Regions from separate parts of the Mus musculus genome. Here regions 1 and 3 are each linked to region 2. Evidence: chromatin loops called from intact Hi-C (ENCODE). Cell type or tissue: gastrocnemius. All regions are shown on one strand.

Evidence for each region. Hi-C counts contacts between places; a loop is a spot of excess contacts. Peaks named below come from ENCODE experiments on the same cell type or tissue, not always from the same donor. Only the 100,000 strongest peaks of a DNase experiment are listed, where the experiment ranks them.
Region 1: it touches region 2 in a loop (1.9-fold over the local background); 7 of 42 quality-filtered maps call a loop at or near these places.
Region 3: it touches region 2 in a loop (6-fold over the local background); 2 of 42 quality-filtered maps call a loop at or near these places.

The regions. Positions count from the first base shown.
Region 1 is chr9:83,108,147-83,116,146 of GRCm38, forward strand. It overlaps Hmgn3 (high mobility group nucleosomal binding domain 3), which reads right to left. Exons shown (of 6, transcript NM_026122.4): 3 at 6,627-6,656; 4 at 4,074-4,124; 5 at 2,847-2,960; 6 at 1,796-2,283. The coding sequence ends at 2,245. It overlaps Gm2065 (a long non-coding RNA gene), which reads left to right. Exons shown (of 5, transcript XR_003948196.1): 3 at 6,788-8,000. Among named protein-coding and RNA genes, the nearest start is that of Gm2065, 14 kb to the left of the region's middle. In gastrocnemius, a CTCF peak has its summit at 4,512; DNase peaks (open chromatin) are centred at 3,051, 3,791, 4,487 and 5,029.
Region 2 is chr9:82,972,373-82,980,372 of GRCm38, forward strand. It overlaps Phip (pleckstrin homology domain interacting protein), which reads right to left and starts at 3,117. Exons shown (of 40, transcript NM_001081216.1): 1 at 2,880-3,117; 2 at 2,716-2,774; 3 at 2,555-2,584; 4 at 2,302-2,361. The coding sequence starts at 2,919. In gastrocnemius, a CTCF peak has its summit at 3,629; DNase peaks (open chromatin) are centred at 1,157, 1,964, 2,387, 3,207 and 2 more places; H3K4me3 peaks cover 5,217 bases; H3K27ac peaks cover 5,696 bases.
Region 3 is chr9:83,020,370-83,028,369 of GRCm38, forward strand. The region is part of intron 5 of Gm39383 (a long non-coding RNA gene); the gene reads left to right. Among named protein-coding and RNA genes, the nearest start is that of Gm39383, 16 kb to the left of the region's middle. In gastrocnemius, no CTCF peak of the experiment used is centred here; no DNase peak of the experiment used is centred here; H3K4me3 peaks cover 741 bases; H3K27ac peaks cover 1,505 bases.

The DNA of each region.
Region 1 (8,000 bases), 140 kb after region 2:
CTGGGTGGAAATTAGTGTCATTTTTTGGCAAATCAAAAATGTCAAATGTATTTTTTTTTTGATTTAAACATTCTGTGACTAGGGTATTATTGTGTACATTGCTTACAGCCTTAGAAATAGAGCCGGAGAGATCTATCTTCAATAATACTTTACTAGCTGAATAAAGTAAAACCTAGTAAAATTCCTACTTTTAAAAACAACACACACACACACACACACACACACATACACATATACATTACATATATATAATATATATATACACACACATACACATATACATTACATATAATATATATAATATATGTATATACACACACACATACACACACACACACACACACACACACACACATATATATATAAAACAAATGCACAGTGACTGCCTCTGAGACACAGGAACAAGGAAAGGAAAACACACATTCACTTCTCTGTGTATGACTGTAGTGTCTAGTATTTTTTAAATCATCTGTATCCTCTTATAATTCTTAAAAAGTAAATTTATGGGCATCCTAGTCCAGTTCTGAATTGGACACTAGCCAGCAAAGTGCTTCAATTGTGCATTAACAGAATGTCGAACATACTTTTCTTAAAGTACCCATGGGGGAGCAGATGTTTTTCCCTGAGGGGAAGCAGCTTTCAGCATAACCCAAGCCCATGAATTAAGGCACGGTTCATAATAAGAACTCAAGGAATACCAGATACGAGATTATCCTTAACAGAATGTGGCTGGGGTTGATGACAGATTTAGGACAAATGACAGAAGTTTTAAGTGCTTAGTCCAAAATGCTTGCTGGGGGAGGGGGCCTTGTTTTGTGGACATGTGCAGTCTTGAGCACCAAGAATCTCTTTACATAGGTCTCTCAGCAATGCAGCCACTATTTTCCACCTTACAAGATGTTTCCATCGAAGCAAAATCCTGAGCAGTCAGCTTTCTGGGGATGGGGCTCACATTTGGGGACCGTTAACAATAAGCTTCATTTAGAATAACTCTCTTGGTTCCTGCCACTGCTAGGCCTTTCCACAGACAGACATTATTTAAAAATCAGTAAGGCAAGGCTGGATTCTCCCCTTCCATCATGTCCCACACTCCCATTTTCCTCACCTGCGGAGGAATTCTAACAACATCCTGGCCAGTGTTTCTCTGAGGCTGACACACACTGCAGCCAGTGTGACTGTATGGGACCAAGAGCCTTCACAGCCCTGAGGTCCTCATAGACAGGAAAGCACTGTTACATAAATCTGACGTGGTGCTACTCTGAAAGTGGGAGACATTAAAAAGATGAGCCCATACACACCAATACTCACATACACAGAGACACACACAGAGACACACAGAGACACACACACAGAGAGTCTCACTATGCAGCTCTGACTGGCCTGGGACTGGCTCTGTAGAACAGGTTGACCTCAAACTCTCAGAGATCTACCTGCTCCTCACAAGTGCTACCCTACCCAGCTTATTTTGATTTATTTATTTTTCAAGTTATGGTTTAGCAGAACTCTATCTTGTTTTTAGGAACTTTAACAAGGTTGGTATTCCATTAAGGTTTATTATACACAGCAACCATGACTTACTGACCATTCCGGTTACAAAGTGAGATGGATGTAATTCCCCTAACCTAGCAGTCACACATGTTTTATGAAATAATGTTAAAATTCCAGAAAACTATGAGTCAGTGCTGTCCGACTTCTTAGAGATAACGTCATGGTGCCAGCTGCGGATAATCCTTACGTTGTCTGCATTAATCAAATGAATCACTTCTTACATTTAGTAAAGACACAAACAGGTGGATATTTTGCAGACAAGAAAACCTTTTTATTTTAAACCACAAATAGTCAGCAGGTGGCCACAACTATCCATATTTCATTAAAATCACATAAAACCTAGGCACAAAAGCACCACTGATTATTGCTCTAGAAAAATTGCATGAAAAAATTCAAATACGCTCAGTAAAAACACCACAGTCTGCACAGGACTAAAATTGTAAAGCAAGGGCGCGGAATGCTGAATCCATTTCACACGCAGCTCCGATGTGAAATTGGTATTTGCGTGACTTGAGGATGATGGAAATTTCCAAAAAACATCACCATAAGAGGATAAAATGTCCATCTTCTTCATATAGATTTTATGCTGACTAATAGAGTCCTAAAAAATTAGCATTTACAAAATACTTGGTAAAAATAGCTTTTAAAAGTTGTCCCGAGAGGTACGTGAAATCGACCCTAGTTTTCCACGACAATTCACTCTCCCTCCTTTTCTATAGATTCAGTTCTCTGTGCCTGTGAATAAGAAAGAAAGGAAGGAAAGAAGGAAGGAAGGAAGAAAGAGGACAACTAGTTACCAGAAAACCAAGTAGAAGCAAAGGCAAGTCCACCCACCAAGAACACACTTGAGCATTTGGCCCCCTTGGCTTTGCTTCCAGCTCTACTTGAAAACACACTCCAACTCTGGCTGGACAGACAAGGCAGGAAGGCCTTATGCAACACTCTGCAGCACTGGTTGCTATTTTTCTGCTATTTAAACAACCACAGAAGCCTTACCTGCGCGCTCCCGTGTGCATGATAAGAAACAGCACGCTACTCTCTGATTCTAGTCACTGCAAGCATGCAGAATGTCTACTGTACCCTTAACTCTCACTGTTTCAATCTGCCCCTTTACTGACAGTGTGCTGGGTGGGGGACTTCTGCAGGCTGAGACATTAACAGTTGAACGAGAGACGTGGATCTGCAGTAACATTACAGGCGATAAAGAGAGACATTGTGAGCGTGCTATCCAGAGCTGAAGGGTTGAGCAGTTTCTTAAGACACTGATTCGGTCAGTGGGAGGTGTTTGTGGAAAGTACCTCTTCAACTTTAGTGTCACCATTTGCAGATGGTGCAGTACCTTCCTCTCCAGCTTCCTGCTTTTCTTCCTTCTTCCCCTTAGCACCTCTGCTAATCTTTGTTCCAGGTTCTTTCTAAGGGATCGGAGCACAGGGAAACAGAAAACACAATAGGCACAGCGTGATGTTCACGAACACCAAGGGGCACCTGCTGGAACTCAGCCAGACACCATGGTGGCTACCACTGGGGCCTTGGCGGGAAGTGGGGGCCCAAGCTGGCTTTTTCACCTGGGCTACCTGCTGACCCCATCAGCACTTCTATTCTGTGGGAACATGGTGACTGGCTCAGGTGTCGATAGCTCCAGGGACATTTCTGCTATGACTGGTTTTGCTGTGGCGAGGGCAGCCATAGGGCCTGGTAAAAGGGGAAAAGCCTGCGGGGGAAACCCACCCACCAGAGGCCGGATTTCTCTGTTGCTGTCCAGTGTGACTAGTCATGTGGTGTCGTAGATCTTACACAACTAGAAAGGTATTTAAAATAAAGGCCCAGATGGAGAGAAGTTGCTCATTTTATGCCGGCACCACAGTGGTGAGCCCTGTTTAGGAAACTGTATTCACTACCACACACAATTTTAGAGAGTTTGGGTGCCTTGGGGGGAACATACAGCACAGGATAGTCATTGTGGCTGAATTCATGGGCAGTAACAAACTTCAGTTCTCCTCCTAAACAGGCTATTCCTATCTATTTCAATAGAGTAGACTGAGCTGGGGCTGACTAAATAAAACATCCAGAACATGTTTCACAATGTCAGGCTAGTGTTCACTACTTGCTAGAGTAAATGATTGTATTTTTATTGCTAGTCATGGGAATGGCCATCTCCTAGTAGTTCTATGAGGCTGTGACCCCCACCTCTGACATTTGGTGCTGGTGGCAGCAATGGGGTCCACGGCCAGCTCTCACCAGACTGCCTTGTGATTTACTGTACTCTCTGGGGGAACTGCCAGGCTGTTCACACAGGATGTTCAGAGAAACTTGCTGTGCCCCCTGCACCTCACTGACCAAATGCAAAACACATTCCCACTAACGTGTAAAATGTTGCCCACAAATGTGGGGACAATTCTCTAGTCTGTATATTTTAGCGTGACTCATTAAACAGGATCTCTCCTCAGGTGATATTTGTAGGCACAGGATTATAATTTACTAATTGTTTAGAAAGCCAAGGGAGGGAAGAGGGGAATACCTCTTACCTTAGCTGATGTTTTTCTTGGTTTAGACTCCGGTTTTGGTGGAACAGGTTTCTGCAGAAATAATTTAAATTATACAAATATTGAAACGGATGCCATTAGCACCAAAACGAAGACAAACGGGCTGAGACAGCCATGGGCTCTGACGGTGGCTCTGTTCATTTGGGGTATGGTCCTTTCAGTATCAGGTACTATTTTCGTCCCAGGTTTGCAGATGGGAAGGAAAGCTGACTCATTAGGCTCTGGTCCAGTAGAGCTCTCCTGGGCAGGGTTAAGTTTCTCTTTTTGATATCTGTAGTTCCTCTTTTCAAAACTCCACAGCAAAAGGAGAAAATCTGGCCCTGGCTAAACGGCTGGATGAGTTTGCTCTCAGTGGCCTTACTGACCAACTAGTATCTACAGCGAATCACAGGCAGAGGCCACCATCTGTCGGTCATCAAGGAGGGGCCCTGTGATGGTCTTCAAAGCCTTATCCAAACCCCTCCTCCTGACACAGATTTCTGGTTCTGTAGCCAAGCCTCTTGTCTCATCCCTTCAAAGTCAGCGTAAGGTAAGAATTTAACACAAGACACCGGGTTCATTTATCTCTGGGGCTTTTTATTAAGAATATAAATGCAGCAACATGTCTGTCTGGCTATTAGAGTTAAGATTTTTTCTGTGGGTGTTCTAGGTCAAATATTTCTCCAATAAAGGTTTAAAATGTGTACATCTCTCTGAGATCTAAAAGAATGTTTTAAAAAATAGAAAACACTGTCTAGTGTATCCCTGTGAAGAAAAATGTGTGCCCCCCCCCCCAGTATCTGTAAAAGATTTGGAGATCATATTCAATATAGCCTTTATGTATAAAATTTAATTGGAGACAGTTTGGTTCCAAAGGACCAGCTGTTAGAAATAAAGCCAGACATGGTCACTCACTCTGGTAACCCCCAGCATTCAGGACACTGAAGCAGGAGATGGTTACCAGGTTGAGGCCAGCCTGGGCGACAGGGTGAGACACAGTCTCAAAACGAACCAAATAGGAGGGCTAGTGAGACAGCAGGAAAAGATATTTGCTGCTAAGCATGATGACCTGAGTTTTATCCCTGAGGCACACAGGATGGAAAGAGAAAAACTGCCTCCTCTGACACCCTCACACACAAGTAAATAAATGTACCAACAATATTTCTTTTAAAAAGGAAAAGAAAAAAGAAACGCCCTTTCAAATGAAATTTAAAAAAAAAAAGTTGAGCTTGAAAAGTAAGAAAATTTTTATTAGTCTTCTTATCCCTCTAAATCTTCAGTCTGCTTTTCAAATACTGAAGCTTTCCTGGCTCCTACATCTTCTTAACTTTAAAATTCATCACTGTAAGTTTTGACAGATCAGTGTATGTTTCTGTGGTTGTTAGCAAATTGTTTCCACTTATATCATTTTCTGTGAGATAGACCTTTTATTCTGGTTCAGCATTCAGTGTTATCAAAATAGTACTAAGAAACTAAGACTCTGTGTGTGAGGGAGGGGGTAGGGGGAGAGGGAGGGAGAGAGAGAGAGAGAGAGGGGACAAGAACTCGTGTGCTTGCTAAAGCACAATGTCGGGGGGTGTTCCTCAACCACTCTCCACAAGTGGCTGGACTGCTTGCCTCAGGACTCCTCCTGCCTCCGCTTTCCAGTGCTGGACTGCACAGTGTGTATGCGTGTGTGTGTGGGGGGGGGGGGGCACACTCCCTTGCTGGCTTGCTACTTGCAGCATCCCTTTAGTCTCTCTGGTGATTGACACTGCTGTTCTACGGACTCACGTGACTGAAACCCTTCAACTCCTGCGTGGTGTGAACAGCCACTTCCACATGCTCTCAGCAGCACCTGTGACGTTCAGTGGGGATGGTTCACTGCCAGTGAAAGTTTCCCCAGTTCTTTATTTTGAGAAGGCAGCCTGGAGGCAAAACCCTCTAGACACGCAGAGTCCGGCTGCTCTGCTTGTTATAGAATGAGGAAGAACTGAGGGCCAGAGAGCAGCGCACGCAGGCTGGCTCAGAGCTGGAGCACAGGCTCAGTCTCACCTCTCCATCCTAGCTCTGGAATCGTCCCCATCCCCTCCTGGCCATGGCCAACTGGAGAAGACCCCATGAGACAAGGTAAAAGTGACACTCCTTTACGATAACCCAGGACTGGATACAGCTGAAGTGTACGGACATTTAGGGACATTCAGATCCAGGAGTGAAATGCACACTAGTGTGGGTTGTGGGCAGAGAATCTACACTCCGGATCCATTTCAACATTAACAGGTGCAGAATTTGGAAATCAGGATTCCCTTAATGTACTAGCTTGTCTACGGGATCTAGCAGTGCCAACCTGCATGGGTTTTATATACTTGATGATGGTCCTGGCCACTGTTTCTCACTGACACAGATAATCAAGTGAATTGCTCGGCAATATGGGTCAGATCTGCTGGAAATTACGACCCCTAAGTACTTCCTAAAAGGAAAAGAGACTCAAAGAAAATGCCAGGTAATCATCCTTTTGCTTTAGATAAGGGAGCACACATTCTTCAGAAGCGACAACAAGGGGCTCTGAGGACTTACCGCGGACAACCTGGCCGACCGTCTTGTGGGCTACAAAAGAATAGGAAAAAAAATTTTTTTTTTTTGTATTTTAAACATCCATGTTAGTTGTAAAAATTCATTCTTGATATATTCTACTTTGTTGAAAGAATGCAATGTAAGACTGCCATCATACTTAACAGGTTAGCACCATGAAACATGCCAAGCCCACCAGGCACTCCAGAGAACGAGGGCTACAGGATACAGGCTCACCTTTCATCGAGTGGCTTCTCCCAGGTAAGAGGGAAAGGAGGAATCCTGGCTCCACCCTACACCACAGTCACTTCTTTTGTGATAAATTGACATGAGAACACTGAATTATCTTAAAAATGCTCTCTTTAAAACGGAACCAAAAGCTGAGAGCTAGTAAGAGACTGATGTAATCACCACAGAACTAACATAGTACCCTCCCACCTCTGCCATGCTGGAAAACAGTGCCTGTGAATCTCACACAGGTAAGAAAGGTTGTTTGTTTATTTGTTTGTTTGTTTGTTTGCTTTGTATTGTTCTGTTCTTTTCAAGCCCAGAACAAAACCAACACAATTACCTACTTAAAACAGGTTTCACTAATCTCTTCATTTCAAACATTTAGAAAATCAATGAGATAGATATTGAATTTAGTTAGTTTTTTTTCTCTTCAGAAAACCTTTCGAGGATTTATCAGTTAACAGCCAATGTCATCCTAAAGAAAATACAACATAACACAAGCATCCAGCACACAAAGATGACACTCTTAACTACGCAGGAGGACCTACTTGTTCTGGGCAAAGGAAGGGATTTAACATCCTAAAACTAAAACTGGCTTTCTCTGCAGGTTTGACTCTATACTTCCTGGTCCTTTTACTCTCTTCTCCATCTCTGGTCGAACAGTAGATACTACCCCACACATCCCAGAATATTTGCTGAATAAATGAATTCGAGTGTTTCCATGACTCACATTGGTTTATGAAGACTCTTGACTCATTTTGCTAATTTAAATGCTTCAAATAATTTTTCTTAACTGGGTCAGCAAAAATGGTTAGTTGGACCTCATGTCATGATTGAGAAGAATTGGAGAAATTCTTGAATCTGTGCCATGGTCAGTCTAGGTCAGTGGTCCAGGTCACACTGGAAGAAACAGTTCTTGACATTGCCATAGCAAAAAATTTCCTTGGTGAAAGTCCCATGAGAAGCTACATTCTTTAAACCACAGAAGGAAATGAAGGGCCAGAGCATCCATGAATAATTTTAACCCTGCGGTCTCAATGAACAATTAGAGCTGGACATAAGTCCAGCTAACAGAATGTGCAAAGAATAGGAAGTCGTGCCTGGGACATAGTCACCACCCAGAATAGGACATAACAGCACACAGCTCGA
Region 2 (8,000 bases):
TTGTTAATTCAATTTGATGTACAAAAAGAAAAACTTTTAAGTCATGAAACTGAATTAAGACACAGAATACTTAAGCAACTATGCATGTATTTACCAAAACAAATTTTTCATATGTACCAATATGCTCAAAAACATGACAATCAAAATGTTTTAAAGCTACCTAAAATCAAAATTAAAGTGACATAAAGTCAACCCATACTCTCCCACACCTCAGCATACAGCTTACTGGGTGTGAAAGCATTTCAAAGGGTGCCCTGTGTCCAGTGCAGTTCTATGCTGAGTAAATAAGAGGGCAGGAACCAAACACAAGTTCCAGTGAGAATTTTACCTGTCTTTAGAGTAAAGCCATCGTTAACTGCTGAGGTAAAAACCTCTTCACAAGAAAAATCACCTTCAAGCAAAACAGGTGGCTTTTGATAAATAACATACAGACAACCACAATTTATGAAGTTTGAAAAACTGACTACAAATACTTCATTTTATTACTATTTGGGCCTATGAACCACCTCTAAAATTAATTTCAGTAAACAAAGTGATATTCCTACACTGATTAACCATTCCCAGCATTTATTTGGTCAAAAACACTATTAGTTGCTTAGTTCAAAAAAACATAGCATTACTTAAAGATTCTTAAGTTAACAAGACTTTCATTTTCAATGACTTGGGATTTGTGGGATATTTAAAGAAAGGAAAAGATGAGTGTGGTTTAAAAAAAAAAGCTGTATCATTGTAACAGTATTTTTAGAGTTGTTTTCTTCTTAAACAGCCAGAAAGGCATGGAAATACACTGAAGATTTGTGTAAAAAGCATAAATGTAAAAATTACCAATACTGCAAATAGTAAACCCGGGAGTTTAGTTCAAATTTCAATCACTTTGGACCAAGTAACTGACTGAACTTCCCTAATTCGATATTGAAAATTAACTTGGAAGCATGGAAACGAAAACACCCTCCACTAGGTTTCTACGGCCTTAACAGTCACACGGTAACCAGTGGTTTATATTAAATCATAAAATGCACACACGAAAGCTATGCGACTCATATTCAAAACCAAGCAAAAGCTATCACAATCATGCCATGCCCTCAGAGACACTCATTCTGAACTACTAAAACTGCCTAACCCTACAGCCCTGAAAGCACTAGTAATCACAACTACCTCGAAGAGTCAGAAACTGATCTCAAACATTGTTGTCAGTGCACTGCCTAAATTTCAACTGCTCAATGGGCCCTGGTGAGACTGACTATGCAGCACACTCACACAAACAACTGTATCAACTTCTCTTAGGCAAAGAAGAGGCTGTGAAACCTGCAGCTCCTTTACTCAAGTAAACTAAGAGAACCTTACCATTCACCATACTCGTGTCAGCTCCACGTATGGAAAGCAACTGTTTGTAAATTATTGCCTTTGAAAACTCACCAACTATAAAAACATTGTTTTTCAATCAATTAAAGAAAAACATCTCAATATAAACAAAAACTTAAAAGCCAAGGTCCACCCCACGGCAACTATGCAGATAAAACCCACAATTCTTCAATGACCTCTATAAATGACTTTTAATAAAAGAAGGTAATATCCCCCAAGAATCTGCAAAATTGGAAAACGCCTATTAAAACTTCCAGGTTTATACTTCGGCAGATCTGTTTGTATAATGCACAATGTGCCGCTGGGTGACTACCATATCTATCTGAACGCCTCCAACCAAACAAAGATTAAAAAAAAATAAAATTAAAAATCTGGGTCTGAATCTACAGAAAACAAAAGACAGAGGAGAAGGGGGAAAAAAAATTTTAAAAAATCTTGCCAAGGTTCCTCCGCGGCTCAAAGGCCTTCTTGTGAAATGCTAATGCCACTTCGGAGCAGTTAGTCACCAGCTATTGTGTGGAGCTGGAGAAAGCTGAGCCGGCCGCGCGTGCAGAGCAAGCAAGGAGCTGGCGAGCGCGCTCTCCAGGCTTGCGCCGCTCCCGCTGCCGCCGCCGCCGCGCGCGCGCCCCCGCGCGGATACGCGCGCCGGCCCCTCCTCCTCTGGCCTTGCACTGCACAACACTCATGACGTATCTTTATTTCTAGCACATTAACAAAATATCACAAATAAATTGTCCGCGGACCCCGCGGCCCCGGGGCGCCCGCACCCCCGGCTGCCGCCCCCCGCAGCCCCCGCTCCGGCCTCCCAACCCTCCCCGTGGCCTTTGCAGCTTTTCCCGTTCTGGGGCCAAGTTTTTGTCTCTGTAAAAAATTGCGGGAAATTCAATTTTTATTCGACTCGGGGAAAAGTTTCTTTGCAGTGCGCTAGGAATGTCTCACCAGATTCTGGTAGGTCCTGGGGTGCTCCTTCCCGGTCCAGTCGGTGCGCCGGGGCAGCAGCTGCGGGGACAGGACGCCCGGTGAGCGCGGCCCCCGGCCCGGACCGACGCCGCTCCCCTCCCCAGTCCGCCCCGCGCCCCGCCGGGGACCCCCCGCGCCCCGCGTCCCGCGCCCCGCCGGACGCCCGAGCTTGCGCAGCGGCCCGGGGGAGGCCGTGCGGCGGCGGGACGGCGCCGGGCCGCCGCGCCCTTACCTCCTTCTCGGCCACTTCGCGGATCAGCACCTGCAACAACAAAGCGGGGACGCTGAGCCCCCGCGCCCCGGGCCGCGGCCCCGCCGCCGCCGCCGCCCTCCCCCACGCCCGCGGGCGGCCACCGCGAGCGCCCGCCCGTCCCCGCGCCGCGCGCCGCCTACCTGAGCCGCCTGCTGACAGGGTCCATCTTCCAGGAACCGGGCGATGAGGAAGTAGAGCTCTGCGCGGGAGAGAAGGACGGGGAGACACGGGCTGAGCGGCCGCGGGGGGCGGGGGCCCGCGGGCGAGTCCGCCCGGCGCGGCGGCCCCGCAGCGCCCGACTTACCCGATCGCAGCTCCGAGAGGCCTTTCCTCTCACGAGACATGTTTGCGGGTCACTTCGGGGCCGCCGGCGGGACACCCCGCCGCCGAGGGGACGCGGGGACGGTGCCGCCGCCTGCCCTGTAGCTGTCAGTGTGTGCTCACGAGCCGAGCCTCGGCTCCACCATTCAAGCAACGGCGGCGGAGGCGGAGGAGGAGGAGGAAACAACAACTCTCAGGCAGCGGCCCCGGCTGCGGCCGCCTCCGCCGGGATCCCTCCGCCGCAGAAAGGAGTCCGCGCCTTCGCGGCCCCGCACTCGCCGCCCCCGCCCCCCGCGGGAAAAGGAGTGCCTCGGCCTAGGCCCGCGCCCGCGCGGTCGTCGCTCCGCGCGCCCTGGGCCGCCACTTATTTATTTATTTCCAGCGCGAGGAGATGTCGGAGCCGAAGCGGCGGGCTGCCTGGCGGGCGCTTTCTCTAAAGAGGCCGCGGGCGGGAGGGAGAAAGGGAGGGAGGGGAGGAGGGGGCCGGCACGGCTGCGCGGAGGGATCTGACGCACACGGAGCCGCAGCACAGGCTCTATTCAGCGGCGCTGGCTGGGTTGAGATGGAAGTTAGTTTCTATGTAGCAGAAATAGGAAACAAATGAAGCAAAACTGCTCAAAGAGGGGAAATGCCGGGAGGACTGGGCTCACTCTCACGCACGCACAGAGACTCTCAGCGAGCACTCTCAAGCTGGGCCAAGTCGGGATCGCGCTGCCCTGCCCGACTTGAACGCTAGTGTTTGCTTTCAGTCTTGCCATGTGCATGTGTATAAATGCTGCGGATTGGCATCCGTGTAAGTCTTGTCCTGCGATATTTCTGCAGCCTGGGCAAGTGTTGTGTAATTTATTGGAGTGCCGTGGGTTGCAATAGAGGTTCGGGCTTTTTTTTTTTTTTTTTTTTTTTTGAGCCACTTGCGTTCTGCAAACCCGTTATTCCCCGAAGCCACCTCTGCATATTTCTTTTATTACTACCATCGCCTGAAGCGTTCGTTTAAAAAAAAAAAATGTTTTTGTTTTGATAAACGGGCAAGAGGAACTCCAGATTTGTACTTCAGCTCATCTTTTCCCCCACTTATTACAAAAAGGCTAGTGATGGCTAATTAGGGATTTGGAAGTGAAGAACCTTAAAGCTTTTTAAAGTGTTTACAAGAAGGGCTAATATAAACCTGAAGGAAAGGAAAGGGCGCTAGCTAATACTTATCTCTAACTGATATGGAGGTAAATTACTGACACGGTCGATAACCTACCGAAGGTTATTGAAAGAGTATATTACAGTTTAGCAAAGGTGATTAGTGATTAAATAATTTAAATTATCTGTGTATCTTGCAGTTGACTTCGTCATGCTAATTAATGGCTTCTAATTTACGGTGTAAACCATTCCTGTTTACAGTTAATCACGGGAAGACTTCTTAAAAACTGGCGAAAAGCAGAAACAAAAATCTTTTCGTAAATCCTAATGTAATTACTGGTTTTATATGATACATCGTTCATCTGTGTTTTGCTGATGAGGATAGGGGCCTTGTTATTTTTAAAACGAATATGGGTGAAATTAATGGAAACAATGGAAAAGGCCGTTTGTTAAAAAACAAGGACACCGAGTGATATTTATCTCCAGATGAATTAAGCACTTTCCAAAAAGACTTTGAGAGTTCAATTTTTTTAAAGGTTGGCCTTTTAAAGAGAATTAGGCTAGTCATTCTTTTGTTAATCCTTAACAAAAGATCCTCTTTGAATTTCTTAGATAATAAGCTGCATTTTATGGGTCTGATTTTAAAAGGTAATTTGTGAGGTAAGGACCAAGAAGCTGGATTGTGGTTTTCCGGGATTGTTTCCTCAAGCCCTGCACCCTCCTAGCTCCCTGCCTTCCTAGTGGGAAATGCTGCAGCCGCCTTAGGCTGTACTGCAAGAGCACTAAAACACCAGACATTCTCACACATGTGAGCACGAGGAAACCGTCTCAACCCCCTTTGGAATCATGGATGTAAAATTGCCTTTTGTAACTCAATAAAAATAAGAGGTTACCCCGATTGGTCCTAATGCTACAGTATTATAAGATCTGCCCCTAAACTGGTGTGGCTAGCCTCAGAATCTGGACATGTTTGCATTTTTAAAACGTGTAATCCTAGTCTTACAATGTTAGGTAAAGTAGCCTGCTTCTGAATAATTAGGCATAAAACATATTTTATATGCCTTTGCAATTGTATTTATTTATGTGACTAATGTTGTTTTATCTTAACTTTTTAAAATGCATTATGTCCTTCAAATAATTTAGGTACTTCATTGAGAAGGTCTTTAAATGAACAGATTTTGAGAACTAAAAATTCTACTTGAGGCTTGCTGGTTCTGCACGCAACACTAATCTAATTCTTCCTCTTAGATGTTTTGCCCTTGAGAGGTAAAAATCAAATTTTGGCAAGTAATGTAAACTGTATCTGGATAAAGTTTTGTAGGTGTTAGGAGACATGGGAGGCTAGCATGATACCATGTATGTTTTCCATGCAGAAGCCATGGGAGCTTTTTCTTGAGACTGAAAACAAAAATAAAAAACTGTTTAAGGAAAGCCTGCTTCCTTCTAAACATGTCATTACTAACATTTTGGCTAACTTTGACAATGTTTTTAGTTTCTTTTGAAAACAGTTGTAAGCTTGCCTTTAAATTAATTCCTATGGTTGTTTTTCGTAAAATATAAAGAGTGCTTGACAAAAATTAGGATTTCTCTAATTCTTTCAGTCCAAAAAATGTGTTGTTTTTAGCCCTAGTTGTTAAATTGCATCTTGCTAAGTCCATTCTTTTGACTTTTATCTTTTGAAAAAAACAAAACCAAATCACTTCGCTTTCTTTAACATCAAGCATAGAATATTTCGGTTAACTGAGATTGCTAAGTCGTTTATTGTGCATGTGTATGCAAAATGTCTATGCTTATCAAATACAAGTTCTTGTTTAGAAATCCTGTATTTTGTTCCCAAAGCAGAGGTGTGCATAGTTCTTCCCACAGTTGATTTGTTTCTCTATAAAGACAGTTTAAATTCAATCCATACCCCTTTCTAGTCCTTTATGGTTTTTATGTACTCCAAAAAATACCATTAAAAAGTACTTCTCAGTGCATTTTAATTAAGAAGCTAAAAAAAACAGAAAACAAACAAGTAAACAAACAAACAAAATCAAAGAAGAAAAGAACTCTTGAAAGCAAAAACTAATTTTTATCTGATAGTCTCTTTAGAAGGATTATAAACTTTTTCCAAGTTTCTGTGAAATTCCATACTGGATCAACTCTGCCATTTACGTCTTCTCTAGAATAAGATGGACACTAATTATAAACTTTAAAGTTCTACTACTTTTATAAAATTTGATTTCTCTCCTATAGTATGGTGTCTGACACAAAGCTAAAACTGGATTCCGGGCTGACCTTATCTGTAAGTCATGGTTCTGGACTGGTATTATGTTACCCTTATGAGGTTTAGGTGAGCAATTACATTGTTTTGTTTTGTTTTGTTTTGATACTTTGTAAGGCTGAGCAGTGAACCCAGGTTTTCTTGCTCCTGCTGTGCCAGCCAACTACAATTCAGCTATATATTCTCTGCCCATTTGCTACTTTCAGAGCAAAAAGTTTCACTCAGTGAAATAAAGCAGAAACCTATTTATTTGCCCTGAGGAACAAAATGTAGCATGCTACCATAAGGGCCTTTGGGGGGCATATTCTGCTCATCCACACTGCTGTGGCATGCTCTCCACTTCTGCGTCTTCTGCCATGCCAATCTGTTTCTTCTCACCCCCTATTGTCTCTTCAACCCGTGACTATCAAATCTGAATCTCATGAGCAGCTATAGTGTTTTGATACCTTCAGAAAGAACAGGGTCAATGTACTTTAGTAAACCACTCCATCATTTGATAACATGTTTGTTGTTGGTTTGTTTGGGTTGGGGGGGGTGTTTTGGTTTTGCTATTTAATTTTATTTAATGATTCCCCCTTACGAGATCACTGAAAACTTTTCCCATAAATTGTAGTACATTTTCTTATAATCTGTAACAAATATTAGCTAAATTCCAATAATCGTATGTTCCCTTTCTTATTTTAATGTTAGTAATTTATTCAAGCTTTTTTTTCCTCCTAATTAAGTAACCCCTGTAGTTTACAATTGTTGCATGTTAGTTTGTAAAAGAAATACATACTTTCATGGATAAATCCATATACATTGTTTAAAACCACTTTATGACTTTAACAGTACAGTTAGATATTACAGAAGAAAAACAGTTTTAGAACATATTCCTCCCAGATCCAGAGCAGCACAGTAGATGACTTAGAAAAAGGCTGTTCCAGAGGAGAGAACACATACAGAAGTCTGCAGGCATGTATTATCCTAGCAAGGTGTTTGATGGACAGGGAGGGGGCTGGACTCAGAGAGAACACTGGAAAAGGAAGGTGGATGGAGAGGAGGATGCCCAGGCTCCGGAAAGTTGCTGCTGGTGGTATTTTAAATAAAATATAGTATTATTGGTGTGATTTTTTTTAAAGACAGGATTTCAGGACCAGAGTTAAGAAATCTCTTGTATTTATAAATACTTAATTCCTAAACTTCAAGACCCCCAAGTAATGAAAATCAACTTTGGGGAGAAGGGAGGGAGGCTTATCCAACAAATATTGAGAAATGTCTTCATAAGAAAAATACTAGGAACCAAAGACACCAAAGTTGACCTGTTGGTGAGGAAGGAAAACCGTTCAAAGGAATAAGACCTAAGCTTTCAGATTGCCAGTAGAAGTCAAGTCTAACTCAAAATTGAGAATTAATTTTAGTTTTTAGTGAAGTTTAAAGAGATGACATTAGATTTAACCCATTCGGTTAATCAAAAATATTCTCCCCAATTTCAGAATTAGAAAATAGGAGGCCTATTATAGAGTATTTGCAGGTTGTTTTTGTTTTCATACGTGTGCCTATTTTGCAAGGCCTCCTCCCCTGACCCTTGTTGCTTTCTCCTACTGAAACGTTACTGGCCAGCCAGCACTAGGCTGTCCATCATACACCTACAGAGTAATACCAACATTATCCTATTGAGATATGTGTGCTGAAGTTTATGAAAAGCTTATAATTAGATTCTGGGATTACAAA
Region 3 (8,000 bases), 48 kb after region 2:
TGGGTGGTGGAGATCGGCCACCGGAAGATTTATAAACATAGAATAGTTGATAAATTTAGGGTTCTGCGCCCAGCAGTTGTGTTTTCGGTTGATTTTAAACTAAGATTGCCTGGTGTTTTTCTTCCATGGTGACTCAGGTGGGTCAAAGGGAAGGGACAAAGCCAAGGCAGAATTCAGTCATGCTTTGGGACAGGAAGACTGTGAGCTCCAGGGGGAAGGTAGCAAGCGAAGTGTGGGCTGGCGAGAGCACACCTACAGCTAACTGGAAATTTGGGAGTGCAGAGCGGCCTTGGCAGCAGCCAGCCAAGGAGTGGAGAGAGTGATTTCGGAGCTCTGGAGAGGTAGAGTCAGCCTTGGTGGGACAGCCATCGGCAAAAGGGAAACATGCGGTTTCAGTACCGGGCTGGGAACAGACGGAGACCGTCGTCTGGTGCCTAGTTGGCGATAGCGTGTTTTTTTTTTTTTTTTTTTTTTTTAATTTTTTTTATTACGTATTTTCCTCAATTACATTTCCAATGCTATCCCAAAAGTCCCCCATACTCTCCCCCTCACTCCCCTACCCACCCATTCCCACTTTTTGGCTTTGGCGTTCCCCAGTACTGGGGCATATAAAGTTTGTGTGTCCGATGGGCCTCTCTTTCCAGTGATGGCCGACTAGGCCATCTTTTGATACATATGCACCTAAAGTCAAGAGCTCCGGGGTACTGGTCAGTTCATAATGTTGTTGCACCTACAGGGTTGCAGATCTCTTTAGCTCCTTGGATACTTTCTCTAGCTCCTCCATTGGGGGCCCTGTGATCCATCCAATAGCTGACTGTGAGCATCCACTTCTGTGTTTGCTAGGCCCCGGCATAGTCTCACAAGAGACAGCTATATCAGGGTCCTTTCAGCAAACGCTTGCTAGTGTATGCAATGGTGTCATCGTTTGGAGGCTAGTTATGGGATGGATCCCTGGATATGGCAGTCTCTAGATGGTCCATCCTTTTGTCTCAGTTCCAAACTTTGTCTCTGTAACTCCTTCCATGGGTGATTGTTTCCAATTCTAAGAAGGGGCAAAGTGTTCACACTTTGGTCTTCTTTCTTCTTCAGTTTCATGTGTTTTGCAAATTGTATCTTATATCTCGGGTATACTAAGTTTCTGGGCTAATATCCACTTATCAGTGAGTACATATCATTTGAGTTCTTTTGTGATTGTGTTACCTCACTCAGGATGATGCCCTCCAGGTCCAACCATTTGCCTAGGAATTTCATAAATTCATTCCTTTTAATAGCTGAGTAGTACTCCATTGTGTAAATGTACCACATTTTTTGTATCCATTCCTCTGTTGAGGGGCATCTGGGTTCTTTCCAGCTTCTGGCTATGAAGCACCTGAAAAAATGTTCAGCATCCTTAATCATCAGAGAAATGCAAATCAAAACAACCCTGAGATTCCATCTCATACCAGTCAGAATGGCTAAGATCAAAAATTCAGGTGACAGCAGATGCTGGCGAGGATGTGGAGAAAGAGGAACACTCCTCCATTGTTGGTGGGATTGCAAGCTTGTACAACCACTCTGGAAATCAGTCTGGCGGTTCCTCAGAAAATTGGACATAGTACTACCGGAGGATCCCACAATACCTCTCCTGGGCATATATCCAGATGTCCCAACCAGTAAGAAGGACACATGCTCCACTATGTTCATAGCAGCCTTATTTATAATAGCGTGTGTTGTTTTTTAATATTACATACTACACAAGGATTTTATCCATGCAGTGCCTACTGTAACAATTCATGCTCCTGGTGTCTTTTCTGGGACTCTTTAACCTGATTCAAGTATCTATGTTACTGTTTTGAAATTCTTTATTGCCTATTAGAATTTTTTAATGATAAACTTTACCATTTTCAGTCTCCCTCATAGCCTTTAAGTGGCTACATCTACGTCTACAGGTTATAGGTTATCAGTGAGTGTATCTCACCCCTGCATTAAGTTATGAGACTCTAGGTGAAACTGTTCTTAAGCATCCAGACAATAGGCAGTACAGGTCACTGATCCTGAGCGGCAGTCTTACTGCCTAGAAGGAAAGATGGGAGGAAATCAAAACAGTGCCTGGATAAACTTCCTCGATAGAAGAGACAGAGCTTGAGGTCCAGAGAGATGAAGGAAGTTAGACTCTGGAGACAGGAGTGAAGAGATGAGAGCTTCATGGTGAAGACAGAACACTCCTGATGGCTTCCAAGACTTCCTCAGGTGCCTGGTAGCTGAGAATCGATTTGTGACAGCAGGGAAGGGCTACCTAATGTGAAAGAAAACACCCCTTGGAAGACATAGGCCAGACAACCCTCAAACTCATATAGACAAGCAACAGTTGATATTCCAAATAGCCAGAATATAATAACTTTGTAGTGAATGAGTATTAGGTGGGTCTCAGAAGTACAGTGCCATGGAAATGGGGACAAATTAGCCTATGCTAAATATTATCCTATGTCCTCCTTATAGAGTTTAGGGAAGGACTAAACTGATTCCAAGAAACAAAACCTAGTATGTATGTACAACAAAAATTAATAATGTCATCATTCAACCAACTATTTTCAAGCATGGAAAGAAGCAAGAAAACATGCCTCATAATCAAAAGAAAAACCAGCTAATCCATAGTCACTCACAGATGACAGAGCACGATGCAGAGGTGTTGCAGAGGTTTGAAGGGAACACAGACATGATGGGGAGGATAATGAAAAGCATTATTTTTTTCAAAAGAGAAACTGAACTTCTACTTATAAAAAATGCACCATCTGAAAAGAAACAAAAGTAAATGAGGTGAATAGATCATTGCTCACAGTGGAGAGACAGGATTGACAAATGAATGACAGTCCTAGAATCTGTTCCAAGTGAAATAAAAAGAGGTAGTTGAAAGAAAAAAAGGTATTTGATTAATGAGCTCAGTTACAGTTTAGAACACTACCGGTGGGTGTGGTTCGAAGAGTGTGTACAGGAAGATTCAACACCCAAAGCAGCAGAAATAAGGAATTACTTCAATGGACTTATTAAATTAATAACAAAAAATAATCCATGAACTTTAGGATAGCTGGAGAAAAGGGCACTATATCGCTCTAGAAGAGATAGTAGCCAAAATAATTGTGCAGGATAAACATATAAGAAGCCTAGATTATATTGAACCAAAGATCACAGTACACAGAAAATAATCCCGTTATAGATCCTATTCAGTGTCATAAAATGAAAATGATTTTTGAAGACATCAAGAAGGAAAGCACCTAACTAACTTTATACTGGAACCATGACAGCAATAATTCAATGCTAAAGCAGAAAAACAAACAAAGAATAAGAACAAAAAAAACCCCCACAACTTTTAATCTAGGTTACTCAGAAAAAAATTCCTTTCAAAAAGAATGCGAAATTTTGCGGGTTTTCCCCTAGTTAAACAAAAGCTATCACCGCTGGCCTTGCATATACAAGAACTGGCACAGGAAGTTCTTCATGAGCAGGAAAAAGAAACAGAGAGAAGTGGGGAGCTCTAGACATAGTTGAAATGAAAGTAAATACAAGAGGTATTTCTGGACTTTGGGGTGGCTCAGCAGCACACGCTTACCATGCACAGGGCCCTGGATGCAAGCAGCAGCAGCATGCAGTGCCCTCGTCTAAGTTATTTTAAGAAGCACTGGCTACTTAGGGCAAAAATAGAAGCAATGTCCTGCGGGTCTGTTGAACATGTGAATGTGTAATGTATCCCCCAAGTAGCATGTATGAAGATAGGAAAGTATTAGAAATATGTGGTTATAAAAGATTCTTTTCAAATGACAGTGCTATATAAGAGACTATAATAAGTTATAAATAAACAAAAGAATCCATAGGGCCTCTTAACATTTAAAAATCATGGGCCAGTATTAGAGGAAAGTAAGAAATAGATTAATCCCAAAACAGAACAAAAAGAGAAGAAATAAGAAAAATATAACGCAGCTAACCAACAGGATGATTGTAAATGTATCATCTTCCCAAATAAATTAAATGAAAAGTATATAAGTCAATGCTGCCCAATAGAAACACAAGCAAACAAGGTTCTGGTAGCAATGTTTTTTGGTTTGTGTGTTTGTTTTTTGTTTTTTGTTTCTTAAATAGATATATAAAGAAAAAGCTTTTAATTGGGGGCTTGCACACACACATACACACACACAGGGAGGGAGAGAGAGAGAGAGAGAGAGAGAGAGAGAGAGAGAGAGAGAGGTGGGTGGGGGATGTCAAGACCACACTTAATAATTCTTCTAATCATTTCAAACAGTTCCAGTCTTTGGTGGCTAAGCACTCAAATATGTGAGCCTAAGGGGCAGGCAGAGGTGGGCTGGCATTCTTATTGAAATTATCACTATGTGTCTTGCTTTATTTCTTCATGGTATATGTGACCTTCTCTTCACAATCTGGCAATCTTTTTCTTTTTCTTTCTTTTTTTTTTTTTTTTTTTTGTTTGTTTGTTAGTTTGTTTCCAGTTGCTTGAGTAGTAAATACTGATTTTTTGTCTCTGTTTTTTTTTGGGGGGGGGGGTGGCTTTGGCTTTTCGAGACATGGTTTCCCCTTGTAGCCCTTGTTGTCCTAGAACTCACTCTGTAAACCAGGCTAGCCTCAAACCTATAGTGACCCGATTGCCCCTGCCTCCCAAGTGCTGAGATTAAAGGCATTTGCCACCACTGCCCAGCACTAATCTTTATTTTAATGCCTTTTCCCCCCTTTTTATTGAAAATAGATTTATTTTTCATATAACATACCTTATGCTATTCTTTTTTGTTTATTTGTTCGTTTGTTTTTTTCAAGACAGGGTTTCCTTGTGGAGCTCTAGCTATCCTGGAACTATATCTGTAGTCCAAGGAAGCCTCAAACCCACAGAGATCTGCCCGCCTCTGCTTCTGACATGCTAGGAATAAAGACACATGCCACCACTACCACTCAACACTCAAATAATATATCCTTCTTCCCCCTGTAATTCCTTTCCAACTCCCCTCCCATCTGAATCTACCCCCTTTTGTCTTTCATTAGAAAACAATCAAGCTTCTAAGTGATAATAATAAAATAAAATATAATAAGATGTAACTGTTGTGCCTGGTTTGGGAAACACCAAAAGACCACCAAGGAGCTGATTTGATGCGATATCAGTAGGGTCTTTATTCAAGCTTGAGCTTGGGCTCACTGCCATCACTGGCACAGCAGGACAGGAGGGTGAAGCCCCAAGCTTTCAGCAAGACAAGGTTTTATAGGAAATGGCCAGTAAATGGGGGAGGGATGGTGGGAAGGAAGGGGAGGGGTTCCAGCCTAGTAAGTATCTAATTGGCTGACTATTATGACATATGTTGACATTTAAGCTGACAGGTGGGTGCTCTGAAGCAAAACCATGAACAATAATCACAAAGGGTCTGAAAGTTCATCAGGAACTACCAAACTAATCCTGATTGGCTGTTGTTAGGGAGTAGGGGTATGGGCCAGGGACAAGTTCTTCCTGGAACTTGGGTGCAGCACCCCTGCATTTGCAGGTCAAGTTCTCAGGCCCCTTTTCCTTTCAAATAGGGGCTGATCCCAAGATGGAGTAGGTTTGGCCTCTCAAAACAAACACTAACACATGGGAATAGGACAAAACAAACGGAAGGGAAAGAGCCCAAGCGAAGGCACACGAAACAGATATCAACGCAGATAACAACTCTTTTATACACATGGGAATCTCATAAAAAAAAAAAAAAAGGAGCCATATTGCATATGTAAATGATGGGTAGGGTAAAAAAGAGATAAAATTTTTAAAAAGATAAAAGGAAAGAAAAGAAAAGCTCTGATAAGTTGTTATGAGACAAGAGACCTCCATTGATGCCATTTGGTTTGTTTTCTGTTTGGTAGACACATATTAAAACAACAAATAAAATTAACTTAGTTTATTTTAATGTAACCTATGTAAAAATAATTCTAACATATAGCTAATTTTATAACCCACTGTGATATATATATCTTTTATATATGTATATTGAAATTCTGAGTATTTAATATTATATCTCAATTCAGACAACACATACATATAAATCAATGCTACAGAGGCATTTGGAGTTAAGGGTTACCTTATTGGATAGTTCACACCTAACTACTTATACTAAATGGAAGAAATTTTCTGATTAAATTTCAAAAACTGCAAAATCTTAAGTCACAGGCTTGTGACTCAGTTACTTGACAAGTTGGGCTGACAGAATCACAAGTCTGTGGCCAGGGTAGGCTGCAGAGTAGGTTCAAGACCAGCCTAAGGGATTTAGAATGATTCTGTCTCAAAATAAACCATAAGCCGAGGACTGTAGATGTAGCACGTGGTAGAGTTCATGTATAACATATATAAGGCGATAAATTCAGTCTCCACCATTATAAAAGGAGGTGGTGGTGGCAAGGCACTCATCAGCTCAGAAGGCTTGCTGCTCTTTTAGAGGACCCTAACTCAGCTCCCGGTACCCATGTCAAGAAGGTCACAACTACCTCTAAGTCCAGCTCCTGGGAACCTGGTGCCCACTCCTGGCCTCCTCAGGCATCCGTATGCTTGTGCACATACATACAGACAAAGATGCATGTACTACAAAATAAAATTAAGCATTACATATACAAAGAAAGGAAAGAAAAATACCAGAGTATAAAAAATGCAATGTAAATATAAAGACATGGGCCAATTAAAAATAATTAAAACATTCACCGAAAGAAAGCTTCTTTAAATTTGTTAATATCACACTTCAGAACATGAAAAGGGTTCATTATATTATAGGGTACCAGTTTACTAGGGAGACATGGCATAGCTCTGTATTTAATATTTCCAAATGCACAATCACTAAAACAGTAGCAGTAGAAGGAAAATATGTCTAACCATAATTATATTTAGATGTGTTGACATTTTCTCAGTAATTGATAGAATAATTAAATTCCATCAGTAAGAATATGAAAGAACTGAGCAGTGCTGTCTACCAATTTGATAGTGTTGATAAAGCACACTCCACTCCCAAATTGCCAAACACATACTTTCCAACTGTATAAAAAACATTTCAAGATGGACGATATCATAAAGCACGAAGCAAAGCAGACCCTGAATGTCTCAAAGAGCTATGATTTCTGACCACAGCTGAAGTTGGCAAACATCAGAGAAGTAGCTGTAAAATCCTCAAATACCTGCAACATAAATGACCTGCATATAGGTTAAAATACATGCACACACACACTCACACACACACAGGAAAATCATGAAAGAATTATAAACTTTTAAATTTCATACATTTTTGAGACAGGATCTTACTATGTATGTAGGTTTTGCTAGCCTGTAATTCATTATGTAGACTAGGCTAGACTCAAAATCAAAGAGCTCTGCCTGCCTCTGCCTCTCAAGGACTGGAACTAAAGGTGGGTGCCACCATGCTCAGCCACTACTTTTATTTATTTTTTTGTTGCAGACTATCCCCGTTTTGGGTCTCCTATCTGCGTGGAGCAGGTCTCTGGTTGCAGGTAGACAAGGAATCGTCGAGAATTGACAGACACAGACACGAGAGAGTGTGCTGGATCTGAATGTAATTTGTCAAGTTGAGCGTCAAACTTTTTATACAGAAGAAAATAGGCAAGGTACAATGAGGTTGCCGGATTCTTACATAAAACAGAGGAATGCAAACATGGAAGGACTGGCAGGAACCAACTGGGATAAAATTCAATGTTAACAACTGGGATCAAAAACAGCCCCACATAAAGTCAGCTTAAACTTAGAAGCCAGGGGCAAGGGCTTCATGCCCTTGCCATAGTTCCTATTCTAGTCTATTGTATATATAACTTAGCTATATGTCAAAAAACCAATCCTTAGGAGCACTTGTAATAAAGCAATATTAAGGGAACGCTCACAGATCCGTTTACCAACTAAAGCAAGGACATTTGGAGCATTCTTTATACAGGATGCCACGATTCCAGGAGACTAATTACTCCGTGAACTTTTCACCTCTGGACAGCGCCCAGGTTTTTGGGGC